Regions from separate parts of the Homo sapiens genome. Here region 2 is linked to region 1. The links are chromatin loops, found by intact Hi-C in ENCODE. Cell type or tissue: transverse colon. All regions are shown on one strand. Links, peaks and the distances in the headings refer to the core of each region. The heading gives the core; the rest is flanking DNA. Region 1 has its middle 14 kb from the start of HMOX1. Region 2 has its middle 160 kb from the start of LL22NC03-13G6.2.

The links. A loop is a pair of places that touch in the nucleus more often than their neighbours do. Peaks named below come from ENCODE experiments on the same cell type or tissue, not always from the same donor. Only the 100,000 strongest peaks of a DNase experiment are listed, where the experiment ranks them.
Region 2: it touches region 1 in a loop (19-fold over the local background); 1 of 110 quality-filtered maps calls a loop at or near these places.

Annotation. Positions count from the first base shown.
Region 1 is chr22:35,365,041-35,369,433 of GRCh38, reverse strand. No RefSeq gene overlaps it. Among named protein-coding and RNA genes, the nearest start is that of HMOX1, 14 kb to the left of the region's middle. In transverse colon, for the core only: no CTCF peak of the experiment used is centred there; DNase peaks (open chromatin) are centred at 885 and 1,843; H3K27ac peaks cover 1,120 bases.
Region 2 is chr22:34,372,464-34,376,856 of GRCh38, reverse strand. No RefSeq gene overlaps it. Among named protein-coding and RNA genes, the nearest start is that of LL22NC03-13G6.2, 160 kb to the right of the region's middle. In transverse colon, for the core only: no CTCF peak of the experiment used is centred there; no DNase peak of the experiment used is centred there.

The DNA of each region.
Region 1 (4,393 bases), core at 177-4,176:
TTAGTATATGAGAAACCTGTTTTTCAGCCAGCTGCCTCAAGGGGGCTGGACTTCCTTCCCTTTGAATATGACCTTGAGGGTCTTTTTTTTTCTTTTTTTCTTTTTTCTTTTTTTTTTTTGTGACGGGGTTTCGCTCTGTTGCCCAGGCTGGAGTGCGGTGGCGCGATCTTGGGTGACTGCAAGCTCCGCCTCCCGGGTTCACACCATTCTCCTGCCTCAGCCTCCCGAGTAGCTGGGACTACAGGTGCCCGCGACCACGCCCGGCTAATTTTTTGTGTTTTTAGTAGAGACCAGGTTTCACTGTGTTAGCCAGGATGGTCTTGATCTCCTGACCTCGTGATCCGCCCTCCTCAGCCTCCCAAAGTGCTGGGATTCCAGGCTTGAGCCACCGTGCCCGGCCTGACCTTGAGGGTCTTGATGCATCTTGAGAAGGGCATGGAAGTGATTAGAGGAATAGAGGAAAATTTGTATTTGGGGTTCCTGGTCCTGCTGGGGTAACATGCAGAATGAATGCTTAAGGAGGACAGGACAATCCTTCAGTTACAGGAGGAGGTGGGAGGAAGCAAGAGGAATACTCAGGGAAAGCCTTCATCCACTTGCAAAAACAGCAGCCCTTGGATTCGAAAGGGCAACTTTTTTTTTTTTTTTTTTTTTTTTTTTGAGATGGAGCTTTGCTCTTGTTGCCCACACTGGAGTGCAATGGCCTGATCTTGGCTCATTGCAACTTCCGCCTCCCGGGAGGTGTTTGGTTGGGAGTGACCACAATGCAGGAGGTCAGGGACCCACCTGCCAAGGAAGGCAGGAAGGACCCTGGGCTCCAGGAAGAAGCCTGTTCCTTGGAGACCAGGGCAGGGAGAAGCCTCCTTGCAGGAGAGCTGGCAGGACGGGGCCCCTGGGCAGCTGGGCGTGGTCGGGGGAGTTGGCTAGGAATGGATGAGGAGAAGGTTGAGGGCAGGTTCTCCCTTTCTCTCCCTCCCAGCCGATGCCTGTAGCAGGGTCCTTCTGCCCAGAGCTCAGCCTCAGACCTGTGCAGGAAAGAGAAATGGAATTGGCTGGGAAAGCCCTCTCTGTGCCCCTGTGGAATATGGGGGAGGGATGAAGCTCAAGGTGGCTTTAGAGGCTGTTATGGGAATAACTGAATCCCCTCAAATTCATATGTTGAAACCCTAACCTGGAGTAACTCAGACTATTTGGAGATTGTATTAGGGCATTTATTTATTAATTTTATTCTTTTTTGAGATGGAGTCTCGCTCTGTCACCCAGGCTGGAGTGCAGTGGTGTGATCTCGGCTCACTGCAACCGCCGCCGAGTATCAAGTGATTCTCCTGCCTCAACCTCCCGAGTAGCTGGGATTACGGGCGCCCGCCACCATGCCTCGCTGATTTTTGTATTTTTAGGAAAGACTGGGTTTCACCATGTTGGCCAGGCTGGTCTCAAACTCCTGACCTCAGGTGATCTACCCACCTCGACCTCCCAAAGTGTTGGGATTACAGGCATGAACCACCACACCCCGCCCGTATTAGGGCCTTTAAAGAGATAATTAAATTAAAATGGGGCTGTTAGGGTGAACCCTAATCCAATATGACTGGTGTTCTTATAAGAAAAGATTAGGACACAGACAGGTACAGAAGGGAGGCCTTGTGAGGTCACAGGGAGAAGGTGGCCATCTGCAGGCTGGGGAGGGAGGCTTCTAAAGAAACCAACTGCTTGGCAAGGTGTTAGAGTGCTGGCAGCAGAGAATGGTTGGCTCATGGGTAGTAAGGGGAATTTACCAACAACAGTATAGGTTTGAAAAGGGAAGTTGTATTAGACAGAAAGAACGCTGCAGCAGAGTTCAGCGGGGCGCTTCAGCGAGAGGACTGGGCGTGCCAGGGTAGATTTTCCTTAGAGCCATTTATGGACCTTAAAGCGGGAACTTAAGGGTAATTTGGACCATGTTAGCCGCGTAGGTCACGGTACATGATTACATTTGTAAACATTTCAGTGCCTTGATGTCAGCAAGGGTTGCATGATGAGTTTCTATATGCATGCATTCCAGAGATGTAGAGAAATTCTAATTACTTATACATTTTTAAGAAAGAAGCCTGGCACCAGATGGCTGGCTTCAGATAACAGGAAAGTCTAATTACTTCTCCATTCCTCAGATAAGGAGTTCTGCCTCTGGATGGTTTGTTTGATGGCCACCAGGTGATCTTTGCTCTCATTACCAACCCTGCTAACACCTTGATCTCGGACTTCCAGTCTCCAAAAGTGTGAGAAATAAATTTCCATTATCCAAGCCCCTAGTCTGTGGTACTGTGTTACGGCGGCCCAAGCCAACTAGCACAGGGTCCCAGACTCTAAGACTGGGATTGGCTTTGAATAGAGGGGCTCATTCCAACTCTTCTTTCCTCTCTTCTCTCTTTCTCCCTTTTTATTTTGAAAAAATTTCAGACATACCAATGAGCTGAAAAGAATAGCACCATGAGGCCGGGCGCGGTGGCTCACGCCTGTAATCCCAGCACTTTGGGAGGCCGAGGCGGGCGGATCACGAGGTCAGGAGATGGAGACCATCCTGGCTAACACGGTGAAACCCCGTCTCTACTAAAAATACAAAAAATTAGCCAGGTGTGGTGGTGGGCACCTGTAGCCCCAGCTACTCAGGAGGCTGAGGCAGGAGAATGGCGTGAACCCGGGAGGCAGAGCTTGCAGTGAGCCAAGATTGCGCCACTGCACTCCAGCCTGGGTGACAGAGCGAGACTCTGGCTCAAAAAAAAAAAAAAAAAAAAAAAAAAAATTTAGCCGGGCGTGTTGGCGGGCGCCTGTAGTCCCAGCTACTCAGGAGGCTGAGGCAGGAGAATGGCATGAACCCAGGAGGCGGAGCTTGCAGTGAGCAGAGATCACGCCACTGCACTCCAGCCTGGACGACAGAGCAAGACTCCGTCTCAAAAAAAAAAAAAAAAAAAAAGAATAGAACCATGAACACACCAGTACACCCTCCACCCACATTGCCCATGGTCAGCAGTTTGCTATTTGGTTTTTCTCTTTCTCTCTTTTTTTTTCTTTTTTGTAGCATGTGTTAGAATTTCCTTAATTTGTAAGGCTGAATAATGTTTCCATGTGTGTATGTGTGTGTGTATTCATTTGTATACACACAACACATTTTGTTTATCCTTTCATCCATCAATGGACACGGGTTGCTTTTACCTTTTGGTCATTGTAAATAACGTTGCTATGCATATGGGTTCACAAATATCTGTTCATGTTCCTGTTTTCGATTCTTTTGGATGTATACCCAGAAGTGAAATTGCTTTTTTTTTTTTTGAGACAGGGTCTCACTCTGTCACCCAGGCTGGAGTGCAGTGGCACGATCTCGGCTCACTGCAATCTCCGCCTCCTGGGTTCAAGTGATTCTCCCTCCTCAACCTCCCACATAGCTGAGATTACAGGTGCCCGCCATCACACCCAGCTAATTTCGGAATTTTTAGTAGAGACAAGGTTTCACCATGTTGGCCAGGCTGGTCTCAAACCCCTGGCCTCGAGTGATCCACCCACCTTAGCCTCCCAGAGTCCTGGGATGACAGGCATGAGCCACCACGCCCAGCCTCTCACTTTCACGTTTATGTATTAATTTTTTCAGAGCCATTTGAGAGTAGGTTGTGGACATCATGACACTTCGCTCCTAAGAGCAAGGACATCAATCTATCTTATTATTTGCACATTAAGAAGATCACACAATATTCGTTACTCTCAGTCCAGTCACAATTCCTCAGTTATCTCCAAAACTGTTCTTTAGAGGTCTGCTCTCCCTTCACCCACCATCCAGTCATGTCTTTTGGGTGTGTTTCATGACTTTGACTTGAAGATTGTTTTACAGAGACAGATCAGCTGTCTTAAAAATGTCCCATATTCTAAATTTGTCTTTTTCCTCAAATTAGATTCTAGTTAACCATTTTTGGCAAGAATGCTCTATGGTGATATTAAAGCCCCTCAGTCCGGGCATGGCAGCTCACGCCTGTAATTCCAGCATTTTGGGAGGGTGAGGCGGGCGGATCATGAGGTCAGGAGTTCGAGACCAGCCTGGCCAACATGGTGAAACCCTGTCTCTACTAAAAATACAAAAAGTTAACTGGATGTGGTGGCATGTGCCTATAATCCCAGCTACTCAGGAGGCTGAGGTAGGAGAATCGCTTGAACCCAGGAGGCAGAGGTTGCAGTGAGCCAAGATTGAGCCACTGCACTCCAATCTGGGTAACAGAGCAAGACTCTATCTCAGGAAAAACAAAACCTCTCATAACGGAGGTGATGAAACCAAGGTCCAGCAAGTTGGTGGCAGAGTTTTGATGCATTTTGATACCAGATTATTATTTATTATTATTGGGCTGGGCTTGATGGCTTATGTCTGTAATCCCAG
Region 2 (4,393 bases), core at 299-4,298, 990 kb after region 1:
TCCACTGACAAGGACTCTCTCCTTTACCAAACTTTAGTCAGGCTCCCCTAGCCCACTTCTTGACTAGGCCTCAATATTGGCCCATATTCTGTCCTGGCAAGGCCTGCATAGCCCAGTTTTTTATTACTACTGATCCTACTAAATCAGTTTCATAATAATCCCTTGACCCTAATATCTGATCTCCCTTGGTGCTTATCCCCTTACTCCAGATATATGATCAACTTTGATATTTGATCAAGTTCATCGCCTGCCTTTGATTTTCTAAGTTCTTGGCCTGCCTTCAACAAGAATTTTGTTAGGTGAGTTCAGCAAGATGGTTCATACACTTGATATCTTCTCTTAGTAACTTTGCATCCATTGACCTGCTCGCTTTGCTTGTTGGCTATAAATCCCTGTCTTTGCTGTATTCAGAGGTGATCATGATCACTTTCCCCTATTGTAATTGTCTTGACATCTCTTGCAATAGTCCTGAATAAAGTCTTTCTTATCATTTTATCCTTGCAGTGTTGGGTCAGGTTTCGAGGATGAAAGTGTCAGAATAAGTTTTTATTTAACACCATATCTAGCAACACTTCAGGGTAAGAACTACAGCCTGAGACTCCACCTGCTATGATTTGAATGTATCCCACAAATTTCATGTGTTGAAAATTTAATCCACAAATTCATATGTTGCTATTTGGAGAATGGGGCCTTAAAGAGGTAATCAGAATTAGATAAGGTCATCAGGGTGTGACCCCCATAATGGGGGCCACTTTATTAGAAGAGGAAGAGAGACCTGAGCTGATATACACATTCTTACCCTCTGCCATGTTATGACACAGCAAGAAGGCTTTTACCAGATGTGGCCCCTTGACCTTGGACTTCCCAGCCTCCAGGACACTAAGAAATAAATTTATTTTCTTTATAAATTACACAGTCTGTATTATAGCAACAGAAAATGGACTAAGATACCACCCCAGGGTTCTCTTCTCCTAATTGCTCAGGTTTATTGGCTCATCTCAGCCCAGAGCCTGGCACAAGTCCTCCCTCATCTGGACCACAGGCAAGCCTCATAGGGGATCTTCCTACTTGAAAAGTTCCCTGTCACAATCCACTCTCTGCAGTTTGGTCAGTGCAATACTTACAGAGCACGCACAGCAGAATAAATTAAAAGCCTGAGGGCAGGCTTCATGAAGAGAGAGGTTGAGCTAACTCAGAGTTTACAAACAGGAGAGCTGATAGCCAGATGCAGCCCTCAGATGTGTTTGGCACACACAGTATTTTTTAAAGAATAAATTAATTGGCAACATGAACAATGGAAATCAACCCGGAGGGCTAGCTAAAAGTCTAAATTTCTTTCCTTGAAAAAGAAAAAAAAAAAAAGAAAATGGCACATTTGGCAGTACTGGGCCAGCATTTCCAAACAGTAACACTCCAGCGCAGTGGAGTAGCTCTTGTTCTCTGAGATGAGGCATGTGCTCTGCAATTTGTCCCAGTCCCTAATATTCCCCTTTGTTTTAAACCCACCCCACTCCACTCTGCTGGTTTAACTGCCTGGACTTTGAAGGCATGATTTTATAACAACTGAGAAACTCCTTGACTCTTTTTGTGCTGCAGAAGAGATGTATACCAAGGGGAAGAGTTGAAATGCACCTAACAACGGAATGAATATGAAAAGGCTAGATAGAGAAGGAAGAAGAGGCCAGAGAAAGGTTCATAAATAGCTAATGGGAAAGTTGGATAAAGGGATAAAGTGTTCTTGCACCCTGTGCAACCCACACCACCTTCCATAAAATCTCTACTACTTATTGTTTCTGTAGTTTGCTGAGAATTATAGAAAAGCTTTGAGAATCAGCCTAACAAGGGCACAACTTAAGAGCAGAGGCTGCCTAAGGGGGCTGGCCCTGCAATCGTCCTGGTCACATTATTCTCCTGCATAACAACATCTATGTCTCTCTTTCCTACTCAACTAAAGACCTTTCAGAACCAGGGACTTCTATTTTTTCTTTGCACCCTCAGTTCCATCACTTTCATGATTAAATCTATGTTTGTTAGACCAGAATATAAGGCCTCCAACATTTAACTTAGTTCTCAATTCTTTTTTCTCTCTACTTCCTCCAAAGCACTGTAAACTCCATCATTACCAAAATGTTTACAGTTCTCCAAATGTGCCTTACTCTTTTATATCCTCATGTCTTCATGCTTGATGTTTCCATTGCCTGCAATATCAAGCAAGTTTAAATTTTTCCGGCAAGCCTCAGCTTAAATATCTTCTTGTCTCTGAATTAATTCCACATTTCTGTTCTTCTAAGGGTGAAATGAGTCATTCAGTCCTCTTTGTGTATATCTCAATTACAGCAACTATTGCACTGTGGAGTGTGGTTACTTCTGTATAGGATTATTATCCCAAAGGTATTCAGAGCAAAAGACAATAGTAAATGTATTTTTCCATAGCTGGGCCCCCACCAGTTAATGTACAACAAGTGGAAAACTGACCCCATCTCTGTGCCTCTCTCTGACCTTTAAACATTATTCTATCTGCTGAATGGATGAGTGTGTGGATGGATGAATGTATACACGGCTCAAGGAATAGAGAAATAATTTCTGGTTTCTTAAGAAAGACTACTCTCCTCTATGCCCAGGTTATCCTGGATCCCACACACTAAGGCTAAAACCCCCTGCACCCAAACTATCTTAGCATCACTGCCATAGCCTGAAGAAGTCCTATACCTTTGCCCCCCAGCCTAGAATCAGTGCTGTTCAAGATGCTACTGTTCTGCCTCCATCATACCTAAGGCTTTGTCTCTGGGTCACAAAATCTCTGTGCAAGAAGCCAAATTAATCCCCCGGCATGATTCTTCAATGTATGCTTTCATATTGGATCTGTAGATGTTCTTTTCCTCCTTGCCTGCCGTTTTTCTTACCATACAGTGAAAGAAAGCCCTCCAAGAGGGTTAAACTCCTTTACCGAGCCAGTTCTCCTTTATCAGCCACTTGGACCATGCTCTGAGTGTTTTTCCTTTCCACAGAACAAATTCAGTGCTTGTCCTCAGGGGGAAAGTGCCTCTCCAGAAAACTCACCCCAATTGCTGTCTTCCCCGCTTAGCTTTCTGCTTCCTTCCCCCCTCCCCAGCCATATCTCATTCAGCAGGTTTGACTCAATTCTTGTGATAATCTTGGATGCTTTTGCCACACACAGGCCTATCTATCTTATTAGATGGGGCTTCTGAAGAGTCGTAACCATCTTTTCTCATCTTTAAGGGGCCTACCATAGCACAGAGCTGGCCAAAAGTAGTCACTTAATAGTTATTTTCTCAGTTAATGACTAAAATAAAACCCAGCATTTAGTCATAGTTATAAATATATTAATGATGCCTATCATGTATTGAGTACTACACAATACATAAATTATGTCATTTAATTCTCCCCCAAACCCTGAGTGGTCATATTTATTTCTATCTTCCAAATTGAGGTTCAGAAAGGATGAGTGGCTTGCCTAAAGACACACCGTTTAAAGTGGTACCCAGCTTATATTTGATTGAAGATCTGACTTCAAAACATTTCCAAAGAATGAATGCAAAAATAGATACATGAATATTTGCATGTGGTGATAAATAAATGGAGTCTAAATATTGCAATGTGAACATGATTGTATCATGTCCACAAATGCCATACAATTGCACAGCCCTGATGATCTGCAGGATCCCAGGGTCTGAGAAGCAAGAAATTCAGGCACCCTTCAGTTTCCAAAGTGTTATTTGGCTGATGAAGAAGACTGAGAAATTAGGGCTAGGGTAGGAGAAAGGGGGAAATGGGGAGAATGTCGGCAGGCTCTTGCTCTGTTCTGTTCATTTCTTCTTTGGCTTAATACAAATTTTCCTTCAATTCAAAAAGAAACACAACAGATACTTCTTTTGCCTCTCCCCCTGCTCTTCCTAAACCATCAAGCTCTTTTCCACAGGCTTACAAAACTATCCAATATCCACTGAAGTGGAAAAAACAAGAGGTTCTCTATGCTTCAAGTCACAAGCTTAGGAGCCTCTCTGGGATGCCTCTTTCAAAGAGAATGCTTGATCTGTCACCTCAGTAATTACACTATCTTTAACAAACTCCCCTGTTGCCTCCAGAAAATCTGGCTGTCTCTGGAAGAGATGACCTGGGGCTGGGAGAGCCTCACCTTACTGTCTCAGGTGTGTGGAGACACATAACCCTCTTCCATAAGTAGATTTTACTTCTACTCCCAAGATGATGGCTGGAAGGAGTGTTAAGCCTTCCTACTCAGCACACCGTGAAGTCCTCACCAAAGAGCTGGCGTTAGGGGTGTGGAGGTAGCTGAGTAGTGTGAGGCAGCCAGCAGAAGATGTGCTCTCTCACTCCAGGACTTCCACACTTCCCTCAGAAGCTCTCTGGTATC